2 separate regions of the Mus musculus genome follow, and region 1 is linked to region 2. A link is a loop called in an ENCODE intact Hi-C map of the cell type or tissue named here. Cell type or tissue: gastrocnemius. All regions are shown on one strand.

What was found. Peaks named below come from ENCODE experiments on the same cell type or tissue, not always from the same donor. Only the 100,000 strongest peaks of a DNase experiment are listed, where the experiment ranks them.
Region 1: it touches region 2 in a loop (2.4-fold over the local background); 2 of 42 quality-filtered maps call a loop at or near these places.

The regions. Positions count from the first base shown.
Region 1 is chr4:148,544,328-148,552,327 of GRCm38, reverse strand. Mtor (mechanistic target of rapamycin kinase) reads right to left here. Exons shown (of 58, transcript NM_020009.2): 47 at 7,774-7,909; 48 at 6,671-6,818; 49 at 5,808-5,930; 50 at 4,642-4,724; 51 at 2,888-2,960; 52 at 2,463-2,537; 53 at 2,105-2,240; 54 at 1,304-1,369. Among named protein-coding and RNA genes, the nearest start is that of Gm24002, 9.2 kb to the right of the region's middle. In gastrocnemius, no CTCF peak of the experiment used is centred here; a DNase peak (open chromatin) is centred at 3,027.
Region 2 is chr4:148,470,905-148,478,904 of GRCm38, reverse strand. Mtor (mechanistic target of rapamycin kinase) reads right to left here. Exons shown (of 58, transcript NM_020009.2): 19 at 6,741-6,991. Among named protein-coding and RNA genes, the nearest start is that of Angptl7, 26 kb to the left of the region's middle. In gastrocnemius, no CTCF peak of the experiment used is centred here; no DNase peak of the experiment used is centred here; H3K27ac peaks cover 383 bases.

The DNA.
Region 1 (8,000 bases), 73 kb before region 2:
AGAACAGTATGTGCTCTTAACTTCTGAGCCATCTCTCCAGTCCTCAAACTGACAGAGGTCCATACTTGCCTTTGATTCCCTAGTGCTGGGATTAAAGGTGTGCACCACCACCATCTGGCTCTGTTAACCTTTTTTTTTTAAACAATTATTTATCTTATGTATATGAGTACAGTGTAGCTGTCTTCAGACACACCAGAAGAGAGCATCAGATGGTTGTGAGTCACCATGTGGTTGCTGGGAATTGAACTCAAGACCTATGGAAGAGCATTCAGTGCTCTTAAGGTCTAGGCCATCTCTCTAGCCCCTATCTGCTATTCTTTTCAAAATAAAAATTATTTTTAATCCCAGCACTTGGGAGGCAGAGGCAGGCGGATTTCTGAGTTTGAGGCCAGCCTGGTCTACAGAGTGAGTTCCAGGACAGCCAGGACTGCACAGAGAAACCCTGTCTCGAAAAACCAAAAAAAAAAAAAAAAAAAACCAAACAAAAAAAAAACAAAAAAAAAGGAAAAAGACCCCCCCTCAAACAATTATATTTATTTATGTGTTGTCTGTGTTGGCGGTAGGGAGGGGAGGTAGCATGTTTGGGAGGTCAGAGGTCAGCTTTTAGGAGTTGGTTCTCTCCTTCTACGTGTGTCTAGGGGATCAAACTTAGGTGGTTAGGGTTGGCCCTTACCACTGAGCTGCCCTGGGGTTAGACTTAGGGGTCACTCAGTCTAGGCAAGCACCCTCCAGAGCTCCATCCTAAGCAGTGCCATCAGAGAAGCCCAACACAGCGCTGGAGAGGTGGCTCAGTGGCTAGGAGTACTTGTAGCTCTGGTGGCAGCCCCGATTTGATTCCCAGCACTCATGTGGTACACAAGCATCTGTAGCTCCAGCCCCAGGTGGCCCAGCACGTGCTTCTGGCGTCCACCAGGCATGCATGGACTGCACAGACATACATGCAGACAAGACACATATAAAATACACATACAAATAAAAAGGTCATAGAAAGCTATTAGTTTCTAATTATGTTAAAATTTATTATCTGTTGCTGTTGTGACCGTCTGAGGGGTGGGGTGGGGTGGGAGGAGTGCATGCCCCGGCTCACGTGTGCTCAGAGGACAGCCTCATGGGCCAGTGTCCCCTCCCACCTCAGATCACCAGGCTTGAGTGACAAGCATCTTGCCAGCCCCCTCCCCCTTTTCTTTTTTTCAGACTGGGTTTCATGTAATCCAGGCTAGCCTCAAACTTGCAACATAGGTAAGATGACCTCAGCCACTCTGGGCAAACTAATGGGGGCCCCCATTTCCCTGGGTGTACCCACCTACTGACTGGCCGGCAGAGTAGGAGTCTGTCCTTGTCCGGGACCGCTTATTGCCTTTGGTATTTGCTGGGAGGAGAAAGTACAGGTAGGAAGCACTTTAGACGGTGACATGAAAGGAACTTGGTTGCAAAGGTATTTTCTTATGATCACAGAAACATAATTTTTTCTTTTTTTTTGAGACATGGTTTCTCTGTGTAGCCAACTGTTCTCTGGAACTCACTCTGTAGACCAGGATGAACTCACAAGCAACCATCCTGCCTCTGCTTCCCAAGTGTGGAATTAAAGGCATGTACCACCACCCACCCAGCTAAAATTTATTTTTTTCAAAAGCTGTGATGCTGAATCTGCAACCTGGATGCTCTCACCACAGGCCTGACACAGACAGGTCAGTGCCGGTTTACTCAGAATATCCGAAGCCTCTTGATTTTAGAATCCTCACTCCAGGGAGTAGAGGGCAAAGCTGCTGCTGTCTCAATCCTAACTGTCTGTGCTTCTCACTAAAATACTAGCTTCCTACTTTACAGCCAAACAGACAAAAACCAACAAGGTACACTTTATCCAGAAAACCATCTTCATTAAACAGCTAAGCTAGAGTGTTTTCTAGCTCATAAATATGTTTGAAATGCCACTCCAGCTCTCAGAACTGCTCTGTAATTGTCAGGGACACATACATACATACATACACACACACACACACACACACACACACACACACACACACACACACACACACACATTTAATTTAAATAGCATAGGCAGGCTTGGAACTTAGAGAACCTATCCCACGTATTTGGAGCTTACTGTCCATCAGCCTCCAGTTGAGCAGTGGGTCATAGACAAAGGCTTCCAGCACAGCCATGACACTGTCCTTGTGTTCCCGGAGCACTTCCATCACGGTGTGGCATGTGGTTCTGTAGTTGCCATCCAGACCCGTAACCTGCACAAAGGTCAGAAAACAGCGGCACAAGTCAGTGCAGACCCAGACGCACATGTAGTGCTGACCTTCACAGGTCATTTCTAACACAGTACTGGGGACCTGCTACAGAAACCACGTGGGCACCTAGGGAGCTGATGCACCCTAACAAGCATACTGCCCTCAGAGAAGGGCATCTCTATATTGGCTCCATTTCCAATCAGTGTGTATCCAGGATCCACTCACCTCCATAGCATTGGTCAACATTCTTGTTAGTCTAAATGGAATCTTTTCTGGAAATTTCTCTCTGGTCATAGCGACCTGTAGGGTCATTAGAGGAAAAGCAAATCCGTGGTTAGGTTATATACTCTAGCTGAGGCCAGGTGAAGGTGGTGGCCTCTCTTGACATTATGTGCTCTTATTTACATCACAGCAAGAAAAGAGTTCCCATCAAATTCAGTGAGAGGACGTTTATCACAGGGATTTGAAAGATGGACGTAAGAAAACAAAAACAGAGATGAGAAAAGGGACAAGTGCTCACTGCCTGGCCTTGGCCAGCATGCAGCAGGGGGACAGGAGAGCCCTCTTGGATGACAGCCTATGGAGAGAGGCAACAGGAAGGCCTTTGGGACTTGAACTGCCCAAACTGTCAGGAGGGTTAGCATGTTCACCTCAAAGCAGTCCCCAAAGTCAATGTGCAGGATCTTCCCACTCAGCCGGTCCAGCATCAGATTGGATGGGTGCCTGCAGGACAGGCGAGAGCAGGAGGGTCAGGAAGGCAGTCCTGATGATCAGTGAATCACGAGGGCTCCGGGCCAGGGGCTGGCAAAGGCCCACCCTCAGCTGTGCCCTGCCCCCACATGCCTGTGTTACACAGGGTTAGTGGGAGCTAGCCTTACTCAGTGTTTTCTGCATTGCTGCATGCTGCTTTGGGGCTACATTGTGGCAGAGGCCACATGACCCACAAAGCCTAAAACATGTATTATCTGCCCTTGCATTTATACTTTCTTAGGATCTTGAGTTCCTAGAAAAATAGTTTCTTTCAAGAGTAGCCCAGGTCTATCATTCCTACCAAGCTGCTTGAACCTGTGGACTAAGGCTTTCTTAGTCCGTCAGTCTTTAATCAAAGACATTCTGGTAGAATTTCAGACTACTGGTTTCTAGAGCTCTGTATTTTGATTTACATTAATGTGTGTGTGTGTGTGTGTGTGTGTGTGTGTGTGTGTGTGTGTGTGTATTTATGCATGTGCATGTGTACTCCATGGCTCTTGTTTGGCAGTCAGAGGACAACTGGCAGGAATTGGTTCTCTCCTTCTACGAGTTCCAGAGATCAAACTCAGGTTGTCAGGCCAGTGGTATAAGGTATAAACACTTTTACCATTGAGCTATCTCACTGGCTGTTTTTTTTGTTTTTTTTTTTAGATTATTTATTTATTATATGTAAGTACACTGTAGCTGTCTTCAGACACTCCAGAAGAGGGAGTCAGATCTCATCAAGGATGGTTGTGAGCCACCATGTGGTTGCTGGGATTTGAACTCAGGACTTTTGGAAGAGCAGTTGGGTGCTCTTACCTGCTGAGCCATCTCACCAGCCCCTCACTGGCTGTTTTTTGAGACAAGGTCTCATTGTGTAATCCTGGCTTCATAGAACTCACAGAGATCTGCCTGCCTCTGCTTCCATCTCCTGACTACTAGAGTCAAGGGCTTTTCCTCCACGCATGGCCCACTGTCTTTTAAAGATAAGATCTCATTTGCTGCCGAGGCTCATCTCACAAGCTTAGGCTTGGGACCAATCATCAAAACCAAGGTTTCAGATTCAGGAGATATTCCCACCTCAGCTCTCACGTGCTGGGACTATAGCTATGTGTCAGAGAGCCTGGCTAGAGCTTTTATTTTGGAGGCAGGGGGTCAAAAATGATTATTACACACAATTGCATGAGACACAATTACAAAAGAAAAGCAGTAGGCTTGTTTACAGTCTTATTAGTCAGTGTCTGAATAGTCCTGATTTTTCTTTTTCTTTCTTTTTTTTGGTTTCTTTTTGGGGGCGGGGCCATAGTACTGAAGATCAAACCAAGGACTACGTATTAGCTATACAGTGCTCTCCCACTGAGCCTCCCTGAATCGTCTCTTTGGAGATAATTACCTACTGCACTCAGAAGTGTATTTTGTACAGTAGAGTTGTGCTTTGGTTGGTTTCCCTGTCATCTTAGCTCAGTGATGATTGGCCACTTTGTTAAGTTACTTTGAGGGCCCTTCCTCCCTACTGGAGGTACAGTAATCCTACTTTTCAATAAAACTGTGCTTGTTTGCCCTTCAAAATATATAGTTATTTATTCAATTACATATTGCACTAGAAAACAAAATGAGACCATTCATAATAACTGGAGAAAGAAATTCAAAGAAACAAATTAAATTCACTCACCTGTCTCCAAGGCCTAAAATGTATCCGACCATCGACATAACGGCCAGGGAGCGGGTATAGTTGGTTCTTCGGTCAAACCACACCTATGGCACCAGAGCACATGTGACAGTATTCTATAAATCAGCAGTGTCAGCACAGTTATAGCCCAGGTCTGCTGCTCTGAGCGTCTACCAATGGCAGTCAGAATGGTAACGTAACAAGGACCCAGCCATCGTTGTAAACTCTGCCTTCAGATCCACTTTATCAGAACAGAGCGGGGCCGCACTTGGATGTATAACGAGTGAGCTCTTCCCTAGGAATGTGAGCCTGTAAGTGAAGATGGCCACCTCAGGCTCCACGGCAGACTGAAGACAACCCTTCTTCCCAAGTCATTTGGTACATTTAATGTCAATGGCAGTGTTTTTGATACATCAATACAATGGTCCTCAAATTTATGTGGAAGAAAAAAATACAGAAATAGACCATGTGAGGAGACTTGTATTAATGGCTGGTTTTCAAGACACATACAGACAGCAGTTAGATGGCTCTAAAGTGAACTCCATGGCGAGACTGGGGCCAGTGTGTGAGCCAGGTGGGGGTGGGGGCGGTGGGGGAGGATGGATATTCTGGTAAACAGAGAGGCAGTAGCTGATCATTAAACACGCTCTGAAAATCATACTTATTTGTGTGTGCAGGTGCGCATGCCGCAGTGCCCCAGCAGAGGTCAGAGGGCAGCTTGTGTGGGCTGGTTCTCTCCTTCCACCACGTGGGCTCCAGGGATTGACCGCAGCTTGTCAGGCTTGGCAGCGAGTTAATTAACCTGCCAAGGCATCACTCCAGCCCACGTTTATTTATTTGCATGTGTGTGAATGCATGTATGTGTTATGTATGTGTGTGCACCACATACATGCCTAGTGCCTGAGATGGCCAGAAGGATGTTGGATCCCCTGGAATTGGAGCCACGGGATCTCATATATAGTTCAGGCTGTCCTAAAACTTTACATAGTAAAGGATGGACTTGAATTCATGATGATCTTCCTGCCTCAGCTGGGATTATAAGGCATGAACTACCATTCTCAATTTAATCAGGTTTCAAAAAACTTTTCATGAAACACAGTGAAAATTCTTCAGTTAACCACAACAAAAAGGAGCATATATCCTGCCGTGTGTGGTGTCTGTGGACATACCTCCGAGCTGGGGCTTTTTAGCCACAGTAGCTTGGCCAGGTCGTCCCCAGCTGTGTTGTTGACAGCATGCTCAAACACCTCTACCTTCTGCATCAACGTCAGGTGGTCATAGTCAGGAGCCATCTGAATCAGATCAGACAAAACCAGTTAGTGAGAGAGGAGCCTACGATAGGCAGCCCAAATGTAGACCAGGCTAGGGCTAGGCAGAGCTGGGCTCTGATTTCATCAGCAAAGCGAAGAGAGAAAGGACATAACATGACAAAGGGAAAAACAACGTGGTTTATTTTTTTAAAACAAGGTCTTATTATGTAGCCTGGCTATCCTGGGACTCAGTTCTGTAGACGAGGATGGCCTCGAACTCAGAGATCTGCTTGCCTCTGCTTCCTGAGTGCTGGGATTAAAGGTGTATGCCACCATACCCAACAACTTAAAAAAATATATATATGTATACATATAAACACATATAATTTTATATATGTATACAATGCATATATTATTTTATATTACATATAGAACTATATGTAGTATATATACACACACATGCACACATATACACATATGTATATATGTAAATATAATGATTTTGTATGCATGGCGAGGACATGTCAGAGGACAACTTCTGGGAGTCGGTTTTCTCCTGTCACTGTGGGCTCTGGGGCATCAGGCCTACATAGCAAGAGCTTTTACCTACTGAGCTTTCTTGCTGGCTCTTCTTTGTTTCTCAGAGGTTATTTGTTTTATGAGTTACTTCATTAAGCCTTCTTCCACAGTGATTTCCTCAGATAGCTTTCTCAGTGGTGCCCCACCAGGCAGGAGTATGGTGCCCACAGGCTCAAGGGTGTTGGCATGGCGGCAGCACATACCCGCAGCATGATGCGATGCTCGATGTTCAACAGGATCTTCTTCTTCTCTCTGTAGTCCCGGATGAGGGCATGCAGTGTGTCACAGTGGGGCACCCAGCCAATGAGGCCCGAGTTGGTGGACAGAGGGATGACAGCGTATCTCTGGATGCTGGTGGTCACAGGGAAGGAGGGGGTCATTGTACAGTGACCAGCAGGACAGCTTTAATCAGCTTAGGACACATAGTGCCTCCACTGAGCTCCCAGCTGCAGTACGTGGGCTAAGGGGCCCTCTGTGAAGAAGGCATCCCAGACAGATGCCATGGAAGTCACAGCGGTCCTCAGCTTGCCTCACAAGCTCACTGCCGAGGCAGCAACTACTTATAATGCTAAAGTAACCTCAGTGGAACAGCATCGGCTTAAGAGACAGAGGCGCCACCAGAAGGGTTCCACTGGCCTTAGTCCAAGGGGAAAACACCAAAGGTATAGAATCTAGTCTAAATCTTGAAGGATTCCTGTCTGAGGTTTGTTTTTGCTTTTCTTTCTTTCTTTCTTTCTTTCTTTCTTTCTTTCTTTCTTTCTTTCTTTCTTTCTTTCTCTCTCTCTCTCTCTCTCTCTCTCTCTCTCTCTCTCTCCTCCCTTCCTGCCCCCCCCCCCCCTGTTTTTTTTTTTGAGATAAGGTTTCTCTGTGTAGCCCTGACTGCCCTGGAACTCACTCTGTAGACCAGGTTGGCCTCAAACTCACAGTGATCCGCCTGCCTCTGCCTCCTGTGTGCAGGGATTAAAGGCGTGCACCACCATGCCCGGCTAGCCTGCCCTTGTTTCTTGAGTGCTGGGATTATAGAAGTGTGCTACCATACTGAAGTTTTTTTGTTTTAAGACAAGATCTTGTGTATAGTTCAAGTAGGCCTTAAGCTCTCTATGTAGCCCAGGCTAGCTTTGAATTCTTGATCCTTCTGCCTCTACATCCCAAGCTACAGGACTGCAGGCATGTGCTACCATACCTGGCTCAGGTGCCTAACTTTCAAAAGTTAGTAACAACACATACTAAATTTTTTACTTGGACTGCATGGGATGAAATGCCAATGTCTTAAGAGTTCAGCTAGGATACACAGTGTTCTGAGTACCTGAGGTTCTTGCGAAGAGAAGTGGGGTCATTGGCTAGGAGTGTGTTCACCAGGCCAAAGAGCTGCATCACTCGTTCATCCTGCCGCAGATCTTCATGGCCTTTCAGGAGGAAAACAAACTCATGCCCATTGCTGCCTGCGAGAAACGGGGAGCAAAAGAAACAGATCAGAGCTGTGCACATTTCTACCCAAGACCATCAGCAGTTCCCAAGGGATCCACCCCTTCC
Region 2 (8,000 bases):
ACGTGCTAATAACCTGCTTGTACTGCATATCTGTGAAGCACAGACAAGAGCTCACTGGAACAGAACGACCTGAGAAATGGCTGAGACAACGGGTTGTATGTGGGATGCTGTTTCTGAAAAGCATGGCAGACTAAATCTCTGAATTCTCCTCCCACTGTGAAAAACTGGAAATTAATGCACGAGAAAGCAGATCATCAGAATCCAACTGTTTTTCGTAAACCCATAATTTTAATGGGATACATCTTAAGAGAAACAGTGAATTTCAACAAAACAAAACCCCCTCCTACTGGCAAAAGGAGACAAAGAAATCATGAGTTTTAATGTAACTAACTCTCCTAGAAGAGCTGACCACCTAAGGCTGACTCTCAAATGGGCTAACTACCCGGGTGGCCTGGGAACAAGCCAGACACTGACTTCAAGTTGTCCTGGGTCACTTGCACTGAAGCAAAAGCACACCTGCTCCTTTCCGCTCTTCAGAGCAGATGTTCCAGGCTGCTCTGGGGACTGAGTAGATGAAGATGGCCACAGAACACCCAGAGAGAGCAAGGGACCAGAGAAACAAAAAGCAGTGAACTAGGCGAACCCAGGCCTTAGAGAAAATAGCTATCATCACCCTAAAAGCGTAAATCTATTTAAGATGCTTACAGAAATCAAAATAGGAATATAAAACACAAGACAGGTTGATGGCACACGCCACTAATCCCAGCACTCAGGAGGCACATCTCTGTTGAGTTCCAGGCTAGCCTGATCTACAGAGTGAGTTCCAAGACAGCCAGGACTCCACAGAGAAACCCTGTCTCAAAAAAACCAAACCAAAGCAAACAAACAAACAAAACCCAAAGAGCCAAACCAAACAAAAAAGAAAAGTAAAAAGAAAATTGTAAAATAATTGAAATACAAAGTTTATAAAATAAATTTGTAAATAAAATTTATACTTAATACTGTTTCCTCTGGATTGAAACTTTCCGACCTAAAGGGAGACTCCTGAAACTCACAAAATGCTCTCAAGACTCAAGAAGTTCAGAGAACTTTAGAAAGGGGAGAATTTGCTTACTATGGCCCTGTTGTGAAGGGACCTGGGCTGTGACCCATGCTGGGGTGGGGTCTTAGGAGGTGCGGCTGCCTGGAGTCACCCACTGTTTCTCTAACCTCAATAGTCACTACTGTACCAAGGTGGGTTGGAGGGCATCTTTCCATTGCTCTGTTGCTACCCTTTCAGATGAACACAAGAGACACTCAGTTGTAATACAGTAACACACACATAAAAGCAAACTTGATGTACTCTGTCCCTATTAGAAGGGGTTAACAAAGACTTAATAAGAATAGAAGACTGAGGAAGTGGCTCAAAGGGCAAGAATTTTTGTACAAGGACTGGATTATAGGACACGAGTATCCATGAACGTACAAGCAGGCGTGGTGTTCACTATACAAGATGGAGAGCTACACTTGCTGCATCAGAGAGCTCTGTACTCAAGTTAGAGATCCCTGCCTCAAAATATAAAGTGGAGAGAGAAAGAGGAAGATACCTGATACCAACCTCTAGCCTCCATGGGAGTGTGCACACACGAACAACATGCACCCCACACACATGTGCTCCAAAACATGTTAACACGCACACATGCACACTCATTAACAAGTACACATAGCACACATGAACATGCATACATAACCCAGACAAACATGCAGTCATAACACACAGACATGAGACCTCAACATGGTATAGTTCTATATATGTAAAACCTATGGATGACAGTGGCAAGCACAAGCATGCGAGAAATCTGTGAAAATCAAGGGAACAACGAAACCATTCGGGCCACTTCAGCAAACACAAAAGAATGACAAATCCAATGCAGTTAGTGTAGAATCAATACTGTCTAAGGATGCAGACAAACTACCCACTTGTGAGTAAGTCAAAAGTGAAAGAAGAAACCGTAAAGTTAAAACACAGAAAGGAGCTGGGCAGTGGTGGCACACGCCTTTAGTCCCAGCACTCGGGAGGCAGAGGCAGGCAGATTTCTGAGTTTGAGGCCAGCCTGGTCTACAAAGTGAGTTCCAGAACAGCCAGGGCTACACAGAGAAATCCTGTCTCAAAAAACAAAACCAAAAATAAACAAACAACAACAACAACAAAAACCTTAGAAAGGACTGACTTTTGAACACTGATGAGAATTCATGTTTTTCAGCAAGAAGGGAGCAAGCTACTAATATATATTACAGCCCGGATGAAGCCCAGAGTAAGCTAGCCAGAGTAAGCTACCCCAGGTCTGCAGATGCAGCTCAGTTGGTAGATGTTTGTCTAGTATGTACAGACTCCTAGGTTCCAATCCAGCACTGCAGAGGCCAGGGCTGGTGGCACCCAGCTGTAAGCCAACCGCTCAGGAGGCAGAGGCAGGTGGACAGAAAGATCAAGACCACTCGGGCTACAAGATGCTCTGTACTAAAAAAGGAAAGAGAGAAAGAAGCTCATGTACCATCAATTACACGGAGTCTTCAGAAGTAGCTCTAAGAGGCAGCAGGAATGGAAATGACTGCTAACAGGAGAGAAGGAAGCTTTCTGGCTAAAGTAATTTCTGGAAACTTTCTAAATTTAGACTGTTACTGGTAACTGCAGACTCTGAATACATTGAAAGCCAAGGAACTTCATATTTTCAGATAGCAAACTTTACAGTATGTCATTTTTACCTTAAAGAATTTCTGAGGGGTATGCGTATGTGAGTGGTATGTTCGCACATGAAGACGCACATGGAGGAATGTGGAGAGTTGGCTCTTCCAGAGGACATGTGTTCAATCCCATATGGCAGCTCACTACTGTCTAAAACTCAAGTGCCAGGGGATTCAATGCCCTCTTCTGAACTCCAAGAGATCAGGCACACACTCTTGTGGTACACATGCACACATGCAAACAAAACACTCATACACATAAAAAGACGTGTGTAGGGTTATGTGTGCATATGTGTGGGTGTGCATGTGGAGACCACAGGTTGACACAGCTTGTCTTCCTTGGTTGCTCTCCACCTTACACATCGAAGCAAAGCCTCTCAATTAGCCCAGAGTTTGCGGATTTTGCTAAGTTTGTTGTGGGGAGTCCCTGTCTCTGCCTTGTAAGTACAAAGATCACAGGAGCTGCCATGCCCCTGTGGCCTTCTTTACATGGGTTCTGATGATCCAAATTCTGGTCTTCATGCTTGCATAGCATGGCACTCTTACAAAATGTGGAATCTTCCTAAACCCCTACCTCAGACTTTAAACAGTACTGTGTGTGTGTGTGTGTGTGTGTGTGTGTGTGTGTGTGTGTGTGTTGCACACGTCTCTCTGTACCTGGAACTTGCTGTTTTTCAGCTAGGTGGTCTGGATAGTGAGCCCCAGCCGTCCTTCCTCTGCCTCAACCCCAACATGGAGTTGGCAATCCAAACAGCCACATGTATGTGTTGGGGACCCAAGCCCAGGTCCACAACACAAACTTGCACAACCAAGTCCTCTTACCCACTGCACCATCTCCCTAGTTCTGAAAGTTTAAAACATTTAAAAAGCAGCTGTGCAAAGCAATACTTGAGACTTTACCTCCCCAAAATTTAGAGTTCTACCAGACTGAATTACAAAGAAAGAAAGAGAGGAATAGAAGATAACTTCTTGACTTCTTGGTTAAGAGGCCCACAAAGCTTGCAGAGGACCCACTATGGCTTCCAGCATCCATGTTGGGTAGCTTACAGTGGGCCTGTAGGCCTCTAACTCCGGTTTCAGGAGACCCAACACCCTTTGCCCTCCCTAAGAACACTTCTCCTGACACACACACATTTTTTTAAGAAAAATTTTTTTATGCTGGGCAGAGGTGGTGTACACCTTTATTCTGGCAGAGGAAGGTGGATCTCTATGACGTCGAGGCCAGCCTGGTCTACAGAGTGAGTTCCAGGACAGCCAGGGCCACACAGAGAAACCCTGTCTAGAAAAAACAAAAATAAGAAAGAAATGAGGGTAACAGAGACCTACTTGTCTAACCTAACATAAGGCTCTTGATGTACCTGCAAATCAACATGTGGACCACGCTGGCCTTAGACTGTTGATCCTCCTGCACCATCAATACTAGGATTACAGGCATACATGACTGGTTTGTCTTTGTCTGTCTGTCTGTCTGTGCACCACCACTGCCCAGCACATGACTGTTTTTTAGTGTGTGAGTGGGTATGAGGATGGCACACAGCAAGCACACGGAGGTCAGAGACAACTCTAGGGAGTCAGTTCTCGCATATTACCTGTGCAGGGTATCTGGGAATGAAACTCAGGTCACGAGGCTTGTGTGACAAACATTTTTATCTGCTCTGTCATTTTAGGAGTACCAACTTTTTAATTAGAAAAAAAGCAGATCAAGGAAAGTAATAATAAAGAACAGATTTGTGAGATTAAAAAAAGCAAGATATAAGACAGAAATACAACAGAAGTGGCTATCTAAAACAAAACAAAACAAAACAACTAAGGCCAATCTCTGGCAAGAAATGGAGACATAAATAAGACAAGAGCATTCTCACAATGACAATGCTCCCATTTATATAGAGCCAGTGCTCCACAGAAAAGGCTGAAGCTGTTGTAAGACCCCTTGACAAGAATGAGAAAAAAGCTAAATAAATCTTGTGTCTGTAGTTTCCAAACTACAGATAAAGTCTATTTCATGTAAAAATTCTAAATTTAATATTAGATACTGTATTGATAAGCTAAAAAAACCTGTCAGCCGGGCGGTGGTGGCGCACGCCTTTAATCACAGCACTTGGGAGGCAGAGGCAGGCGGATTTCTGAGTTCAAGGCCAGCCTGGTCTACAAAGTGAGTTCCAGGACTGTCAGGGCTACACAGAGAAACCCTGTCTCGAAAAAATCAAAACACCAAAAACAAACAAACAAACAAAAAACAACCTGTCATAACCAGAGTGGCTGTGTTTCGACATTAGAACTTATTTCAACACAATGAAACAAGACATTAAAGGAGAAAAAAAAATCCTGGATGATTATTAAAACAAAGGAAAGGCATTTGGTAAATCTAGTATCAACTCATGATTAAAAAGAAAAGAACTCTTTTAATAATTGAAGACTGTAAGGGAATGTTTAAAAACTGTAAAAAACATTAACCCAAACCCTCCAACAGTAGCGGCTCTAACTAGCGGTAAAACGGAGACAGCAGCTAAAGTCAGCAGGAAGAGAGCCCTGAGCAAAGGTCTGCAGCCTCCCCTGCTGAAGCAGCACTGCAGTGGAGACCCAGAGGCACTCAAAGCAGTAATGAATGATTTACAGTTTACAAAGAAAAACATCCAAGCTCCCTTTATTTTCAGAGCATGTAATTGTCTAGAATCAAAGTCTGGGAGTGTTTGTAGCGAATGGAGTGAAGAATCTAACGAGGCTGACAACTGTTAAGAACAAAGCACAAAAGTGGACTGAAAGCCAGGCATGGTGGCACAGAACTCAAGTCACAGTACCTGGGTGGCTAGGAAGATTCCCTCAAGCCCAGGAATTTGAGACCAGCCTGGGCAACACAGAGAGATCCTGTCCCAAAAAGGGATTAAAAAACAAAAACAAAAACAAAAAACCATTCTATACTTCAGCCACAAAGTCAGGAAGCAGTTTATAAAATGTTACTACCTACCTCTAAGTATGTCACTGAGGGAAAGATAATGAATTTAAGCATAGTCTTCCAAGCAGAGCGCAGCCTGTATACCCTCAGGGTCATTCTAAGACTAGTAAGGACTGTGTGCTGCCTTGAACCCCTAGAGTGAGGTGTGTTGTTGGTACACACACCATGCATGCATGGGTACAGACGCCACGAACCACTCTTTATATCACAGAACTACATAGTCACGATGCAGCCACCAGCTTAGCACCTGACAAGGATTACGGAGGAATTCTAAAAGCCACTGGGTGAAAGGTAGCTGGGGAATAGCATGGTCACTCTCCAGAGTGACCTCACAGACTTCCCATCAGTGACAAAGCAAGAAGGCAAGCCTTGCCCAGGAGAGGGCTCGCTCCCAGATACTGATCACATGCTCCAATTCAGAACCAACAATAATAGGACAGGCTGGTACCATTCGACCTAGTAAGGATTATGCGTGTTCATCTACATAGTACTGTCACTAAAAATGGCTGATTCTGCCTTGCCTTCCTCAGCTACCACAGAGGCTAAAGCAAGAGGACTCCACGTTTGAGGCTGATCTGGGCTCAGAGCTCAAAGCCAGCTGACAGAATTTACTGAGATCTTCTCTCAGAATAAAAGGGCAAGGGATACAGTCAGAGGGCAGAGTCCTTGCCTAGCAAGTCAGAGGCCTTGAGTTCAAACAAAAGCAGTTTGGGGCTGGAAAGATGGCTTAGTAGATAAGAGCACACCTTTGCCAAAGTACCCCATCAGCTCACAACAGCCTGTAACTGCAGTTTCAGGGGCCCCAATGCCCTGGTCTCTATGGGCACATGTACACACCTCCACACCCACACCTACATATAATTAAAATTTATAAAAATAGACCTTAAAAACATACAAACAACAACAAAACTCAGCCTGATTTAAATCTAGCCATCTACAGTACTGAGAACAATGCTGTCTCTTCCCACTGGACTATTCATCTTCTAGTTATCCAGTGGGATGGAGTAGAACTGGACAGACCCAGCTCCACACTTAGGTGCCAGAGGCCAAGGGAGGAGAGGCAGTGCTCTCGGTGCAGGCCAAGTGTGTTGCCGAGCAGGCGAGCAGGGAAGGGCTGAGTACTTACTTCCCGGATGGCCCCATCACAGACTCGGATGACATTAAGGAATGTGGGCATGACCTGGGGCAGGAACTGCACACACTTGAGCCCCAGGGACTTGAAGATGAAGGTGATGGCCTGCACCACCATGGTGTGGTGGTGAGAGAGGGATTGATCTCGGAAGATCCGCATCAAGGCCACCATGGACACAGCGGGGTAGAACTCGTCCAGGGGCAGGTTTCCCATGTTGACCAGCATTTCACTGGTGCTGTAGTCAGCTAGGACAAGGTGACAGAGAGAGTCGTAAGTATTGGTGGCGGGCCTCCGATGTGAGGCAAAGCATGGCTAGTAGCAAACAAAGCCCCTTCAGAGGCCTCAGCATGCATGTGTTCTCCTGCATGTTCTGACAGTGCTGTGAACGCCGAGCGCAGGGCTATTAGGAAGCGGTGAATAGGCTCCCCTGTCAGGAGCAGAGCTCATCCGAGCTTTTCTACTACCCAAAGCACCAAAGCCTGAAACAGTGCATGATGGGTTTTCTCTAAATTCCTAGGTTTAACGTAGCTTCTCAGCGTCACAGTTCACAACCTCAGAGCTGGAACCATCAATAAAAATAACTACTCCTCCAAATGAAAGGAAAGGGAAGTAAATTAGGCAAACATCTGTTGCACAGATGGCTAGTCCCACAGGGACTACAGACATGTTAGCAGGCATATGCCATACCCTGAACAGCAAGGACTCTGTCCTGGCCATGGTGCCATGCAGTGAGGAGGTGAGATGCAGGGGATGAGAGACAGGACGTCAGGCGCTGCTGAGGAACACGAGTAACTGGCCTGGGCTCTGCTCTTCACGGTCAGGGAGCAAAGGGGAGCCACACAGTACACTCCCTTACCCCAGATGGGAGAAGGAAATAAATGGAGAAAACCAAACAACCAGCCTAAAGAGCTTATAGGGAACAAACAGTTTCATTGTTGTAAAATCATATTCTGCTACAGCATTGAGGAGACCATTGTTGAACCTTCAATTTCATCAACAGGCTTTCCCCAGTAGATGGTGGGCTAGAAACTCATATTCTACCCTCGTTCCCAAACGCTCGGGTCCTTGTCAAAAGGCAATGGGTCTCTATTGTCAGACTAGATGCAAAAAGAAGGGGCCCAGGTCTTGTGGGGCTACTGGTCTTTCTATGTCCTGATTTCATTCAAATGAAACAGAGAAAACAAGAGCTATCCTCCCCCTTCATGAGGGCCCAGGAATAAAAGAAGAAGAAAAAAAAAAAAAAGAAGCACTAAC